Linked DNA regions of Homo sapiens: region 2 is linked to region 1. Evidence: chromatin contacts called from ENCODE Hi-C or POLR2A ChIA-PET data. All regions are on one chromosome and are shown on one strand. Each heading gives the region's core, a stretch centred on a gene start or an enhancer-like site at or near the end of the contact. The rest is flanking DNA. Distances are from core to core; before and after follow the strand shown.

Region 1 (3,033 bases), core at 93-2,592:
TATCCGCAGCACCCAGAAAATGGTACAGCCAAGGCAGCAACAGAGCAGGAAGACCACTCCACCCTTCTAAAAGCATTCCAGTAAAGTATACTAATACCTGCAATTTACTTTGAAATGCATAAAAAATGATAGGTGCATAAAGAGATAGGTAGATGAACAGATGTGATAAAATAAGACAGTAAAATGTTTATGATGAAATCAAGTTGGTGGGCATATGAGTGTTTGTTGTAAAATTCTTCCATTTTGTATATCTGGAAATTTTTCTAATAAAATGGGGAAAAACATAAAAAGGAAAAGCATTCTAATAGGGCATACAAAAAAGATAAACTTGGGAAGGCAGTTTCTTTTTGTTTTTTTTTCAAGACAGGGTCTCATTCTGTCGCCTAGGCTGGATGGAGTGCGGTGGTGTGATCACAGCCCACTGCAGTCTCAACCTCCCAGGCTCAAGCAATCTTCCCATTTCAGCCTCCTGTAGCTGGGACACAGGCACATGCCACCATGCCGGGCTAATTTTTGTATTTCTTTGTAGAGACAGGGTTTCACCATTTACCACGCTGGTGTCGAACTCCTGAACTGAAGCAATCTGCCAGCTCTGGCCTCCCAAAGTGCTGGGATTACAGCCATGAGCCAACACGCCTGGCCTAGTAGTTTCTTTAAGGATTTAAGAACTCCTCCAGTCTTTAATCACTGTGTCTATCTCTTCAATGTAAATTAGGCTTATGGCAGACAAATGAATTCCTTCTAGGAAAGTTTCTGTGAGATCATCAATAATTGTAATTATATATCTAGGCTTATAAAGAAAATGTAGGGGCTGGGTGCAGTGGCTCATGCCTATCATCCCAGCACTCTAGGAGGCTAAGGTGGGAAGACTGCTTGAGCCCAGGAGTTTAAGATGAGCCTGGATAACATGGCAAAACCTCATCTCTACAAAAATTACAAAAATTAGCTGGGTGTGGTGGCATGTGGCTGTAGTCCGAGCCTGAGGTGGGAGGATAGCTTGAGTCCAAGAGGTTGAGGCTGCAGTGAGCTGTGATTATGGTACTGCACTCTGGGTGGGTGGGTGGCGGGCACCCACGGGAAAAAAAACAAAAACAAAAAAAATCCTTACCTTTCTTCAACTAAGGCAAAGTGTAAACCTTTAATAAACAAAGAAAAACACATTAAGGCTAACAGATCTGTCCAGTCAAATGCAAATATAAACAGCTGCAGCTAGGGAAAAGAGGGGAAGGGGAAGTGGGGGCTCTAACTGGATCTTGACTAATGCATATTTATTCATGGAAAACAACCATGAATCATTTAAAGAGAAGTCAGTCACAGGACTGGCAGAAGAAAGTGTAACACAGCCAAAGTCTGGTGCAAATAAAAGCAGAGTTGTATTTCCTCACATTCTTCTATAATGACTATAAAGTCTAGCCTCGAAGTACCTCTGTTCCTTTGAGCAAAAGATAATTTGGGGCTTATTTTTGGGGTTCATTCCATGCATGCTATTCTCTACATAAAACAGGGAAAACACATGTGCTTCATACAAAACCTGGTATCACATTAGCACCAAACAAAAGGCAAAACACACACTTATTTTTTCTTAATACTTAAGGCCATAGTAGGAGCTCATTTTTCTACTGAGTTTCTAGAAGAAACTCATTCTTCCATTTACAAGAGTCAAGTCTGTTTATTCTTGGTGCTCAGGAATAGGACTAGAGTGGGCAGCTATTCCTATCCCAGGAAATAAGTTTTTGAAGAACGGAAAGCAATTTGAATCAGGTCCTAAAACACACTCTAAAGATAATGGTCTGAAAAATGTTCACTCTAGATACATTCTGTAAAGAAAATTAGAATAAATAAAGCAGAATCGCTTTTTTGGGTGAGCAGGGAAGCATATAGCAGGGAGGGTAAACTGTGGACTTGGAGTCAGGCTGCCTCAGTTTGCATCGTATCTCTGTGCAAGCTTAGGCTAGCTGCTTATGTTATTGATATTTCAGTTTCCTCATGTTTAAAATAGGGTTAATGATACCATGGAGATAAAATGAGTTAATACATGTGATGTGCTTAGGACAGTGTCTGGCTGTTAACTGTGTTAGCTGTTATCACCATCCATATCATCAAGCCAACAGAGACATCCAGTGTAATCATAATCACCCCATCCCACACACACTTATTTAAAACAAAACTAAACAAAAAGGATACCAAAACATATTGGCCCTTTTTGAGCCATCTTCCCTTTGATGCTGCTTCTTCATCTCCATTCTTCCTTTTACCACCCAAAGTTTGGAAAGAACCATGTTTGCAATTTTCACTTTCATAGCAATAATTTATAGCCTGGCTTCCACCCAAAATATTCTGCTCTAATTGTTTTAGTTAAAGTCACTAAAGACTTTCTGTTAAATCAAATTATTTATTTTCAGTCTTTATGCTTCTTAATCACTTTTTAGTATTTCACACTGTTTACCCATCCCCACTTTTTGAAATAGCCTCCTTTCTTGGGCTTAACGTGACGACACTTTCTTCCAGTTCTTTTCTTGTCTTCTCCTCCTGATATATCTTTAATGACTCCTGCTTTCTGCCCATCTTTAAAATACTGCCAATCCTAGGTTCTATATTTTATTGTTTTTTTCTTATCAATCTCAAAGGAAGACACTAGTGTCTTTCACACAATCTAAGTGGTGATGGTGCCCAAGTTTATTCTATTCTAGACCTCATTCCTGTACAGCATTTCCAACAACTTAGAAGAGTTATCTGCTTGGATATCCAATAGAAATCTCAAACTTAAAATGTTTAAAGCTAAATTTATCTCGCTTACCTTAATCTATTCGTTCTTTTCCATTTGTTACCACAGTTAATGAAATATCACCATCTGTCTGGTCTTCCAAGATAGAAACTTGGGACTTACCCATAATTTCTTCCTCCTTAATCATTACAACTAATTTGTCACAGGTCTTATCAATTATTCTTGAGGAATATCTCTTAGATATAATCCCTTTCCTCTTTTCCCATTCCACTGTTGTTTATAGTGCTGTAATCTTGGAGGGGTTGCTG
Region 2 (2,930 bases), core at 275-2,774, 110 kb before region 1:
CTTCCTCCTCCTTGCTTCCCCAGCAGAATGAAGGGAGAGAGCATGAAGCCAAATTTCTTTGGTAGCTTATATGGGGAAGGCAAGAGCCACTTCGCACCCTGTAAGAGCAACTCTCTGATTCTGACCCAGCCTTGAGTCTGAGTCTGTGGAAAAAAATCTTACTTAAGGGATACAGCTAAAGATCCAGTAAGTCTCTGACTGAGCTGTAGTTTGAAATCTTAGAAGAAACCTAATTTCTTCCTAATTAAACTACCCTCAGCTGCTCTGGCCTAGGCATAATTCTTCAGGAGGTTGGTTTTCTTGAAGGAAAGTACATGTGCTTGTGGATGTAATTACCGACATTTGCGTCCAGTTTACTAATAGTGGAGGCTAACTGGAATGACTGCCTCTGTCTCTTGCTTCAAGTAAATGCTCAAGCTCCACTAGATGGCACTGCAGAGTCACCAGTGATGAGCTTTTTCTACTACAGAGGTCCATCATCAGCAGCCACTGTTATGCACAGGTGATAGAGGTCACAGCAACCAACAGGAGCCTGACGTACTTTATGATGGTGGTGTGATCATCATCTCCTTTAACTTATTTCCCATTCACCAGGAATTTGTGGATGTTGGTAAGTGTCAAAAGGAATTTATTACTACAGGGTAATAATCTTGATCCCCCAAATAGCATCCCAGAGTCAGCAGGGATCTTCACTGGCATTTGCCTCCTTTGAATTCAAGAAAAATATTAGTTGTGCAGGCTTACAAAAGAATTGATAAAGTCAGAACACAATCCCCGGAAGATGAACATTTATTGAGTATATATTTTTAAAAAATCAAAGTTTGGAGACTACTGATCTGAATGAGAATTTAGAATATGTTAATTTCATTTAAATCCCTCAAGTCATAAGGAAATAGAGAGTATCAGAGTTAAAAACATTACACTGAATACAAGAGGGGAGGAGATAGCCTTTCATTTTCCAACCAACTGGATTAATATCTGTTCTTAGCATCTCCTGGGATCCATTGCTGGAAATCATGAGTTCACCAGGTAATTATGGAAACTGGCCAGCCAGCTCTAGCATTCCAAGACTAACCTTGTGCAAGCAGAAAGTCCACGGTTCCTAGATGGCCTTCGGAAGCAGCCATCATCAGGGGAGTGCGGCCCTGCTTGTCTGCCATGTTGACATCAGCTCCATGGGTGAGTAAAAGATCAACAATCTGCAAGTGCAGAGAAACAGGGACCAATTAGCCCAAAGAAGAGCTGCTGAGAAGACACGTGCACACTATCTCTTACTCTGTAGGAATTCCTACTGCTGTACGAGTCACCCATGTATCTTTCCACTTCCCCCATAAGTACCTGTATAGTCCTAGTACCATGTGATTTAATCTCTCTCAGGGACAGTCAAATGAGAAGGATTCAACTCTCAATGTCTGACTCAGCTACTAAGTAAAAAAGAACTTAACAAAGGCCAAGATGTAGGATTAAACAATCCCATAGCGGAAGTTCCAACATAAATCACTCCTTTATTGCCCTCTAGTGGTTGCAAATCTGCCTGTAGTTAATACTTGCAACTGAACTGAACATAATCAAGTGACTCTGGTAACTCTTTAGGGCTGTTTGGCTTCTACAGCCTTTTTTCTATTGAAATACTTCTGAAGATTATTATCAGTGTGCTTTCCTTTCCATCCTAAGTGTATAAATTAACATTTATCCAGAATCCAAACATCTAAAAGGATTGTGTTGTTAGAATTTGCATTCACTGTATTTTCTTTTAGTAAGTCTCAGACATCTGCAAGTAAGTGATTAGCAGAAGTCCGCTGAGAAATGAACCTTCCAAGGAGTCTTTGGATGCTGTGAAATGTGAGAAGGAGGTCACTCTATCACCAGGACATAAGTAGTTAGTCCTTCTATACAATCTGTATCAAGTGATGGTTTTGAATGTTAACTGTCGTATTCTCAATTAACCAGAATACTCATAACAAAGGTCCAAGTCCTCAAACCTGATCACTGCTGGGTAACCCAAACTTTACTTGTGATCATTTTGCTCTGTGCATCAGAAGTCCTCACCTAGAACTCAGTCCTGCCTGAGGGACTGGAAGTGGTCGCCCTGCTTACCTGCCAGTGGCCCTGGCGCACTGTGCTGAATAGTGGCACTGCTCCTCGGCGGTTTGGCTGGGCCACTGCCGCCCCTTGTTCCAAGAGCAAACGGCACACCTCCAGTTTGCCCCTTCCGGCTGCAGCTGTTAGGGCTAAGGGCAGAGAACAAAGATTGAGGATAGGTGGTTCTGGTCCTCTCCAGCGCTCCATGTTAAACGTGACATATCCTTGTGTTTCATTAATGTAATTGCTACTTTACTTCTAAGAATAATGATTTTTGCCACCTTTTCCATAAAGAAAAGTTCTAAAGAAAAATAATGAATAAAGACACATTTAAATTGCCTCACAATATTTGGAGACAATAATAATAAATCTATTGAAAATTCACCTTTAATCAAACTCACTTGGTTTCATTTTTCCTAACCAGACTGTCTTCTCTGCTTTGGTCTACCTCTCCTTTGGTACCTCTTCCTAGCTACAAACTCTGTTAGTCTACGTGTGGGTGGAATCTAAAGACAAGAGTCTTTGCAGAGATAAAAAGTTTTTTTTTTTGTTTTGTTTTAGAATTAGCTGGGAACTACCTCCAGCCAAGCTCTACCCCTGGGCTCTTAAGCCTAGAGAACCAAAGTTAGGAATTGCAGTCCAAGGTCTTGGGCCAGTTTTCATTCTTTTTCTTCATTAGTTGATACAGAAGTTTCTGGTACATTTGCAATCATTTTTTATATAAGGATTTGAATGATTCAAGGTAGCAGTCTTAAAGATGAGAGAAGAGGTATGACAAAGACTATTTTCTTCTGAATATAAAATAATGAAGTCACAGGTAAAAATAGCTACAGTGAGTTTAAGAGACA

The links. Hi-C counts contacts between places; a loop is a spot of excess contacts on that map. ChIA-PET counts read pairs that join two places held with the same protein, here RNA polymerase II (POLR2A). Pooled maps may share reads with other maps.
Region 2: a map of ascending aorta shows a loop between it and region 1 (2.5-fold over the local background). The contact joins two enhancer-like sites. A Hi-C loop is called at or near these places in 2 of 168 maps with a recorded cell type or tissue (aorta and ascending aorta) and 5 of 50 pooled maps. POLR2A ChIA-PET finds 5 or more read pairs at or near these places in 1 of 52 experiments (Caco-2).

The regions. Positions count from the first base shown.
Region 1 is chr17:63,291,805-63,294,837 of GRCh38, reverse strand. All of the region lies in intron 9 of TANC2 (tetratricopeptide repeat, ankyrin repeat and coiled-coil containing 2), which reads right to left. Among named protein-coding and RNA genes, the nearest start is that of CYB561, 150 kb to the left of the region's middle. Within about 2 kb of position 1,342, at least 2 of the 41 ENCODE cell types and tissues checked have a DNase peak (open chromatin) inside an H3K27ac peak, as active enhancers do.
Region 2 is chr17:63,404,423-63,407,352 of GRCh38, reverse strand. It overlaps TANC2 (tetratricopeptide repeat, ankyrin repeat and coiled-coil containing 2), which reads right to left. Exons shown (of 28, transcript NM_001394998.1): 20 at 2,098-2,231; 21 at 1,076-1,199. The region is part of intron 2 of LOC105371856 (a long non-coding RNA gene); the gene reads left to right. Among named protein-coding and RNA genes, the nearest start is that of CYB561, 40 kb to the left of the region's middle. Within about 2 kb of position 1,524, at least 3 of the 41 ENCODE cell types and tissues checked have a DNase peak (open chromatin) inside an H3K27ac peak, as active enhancers do.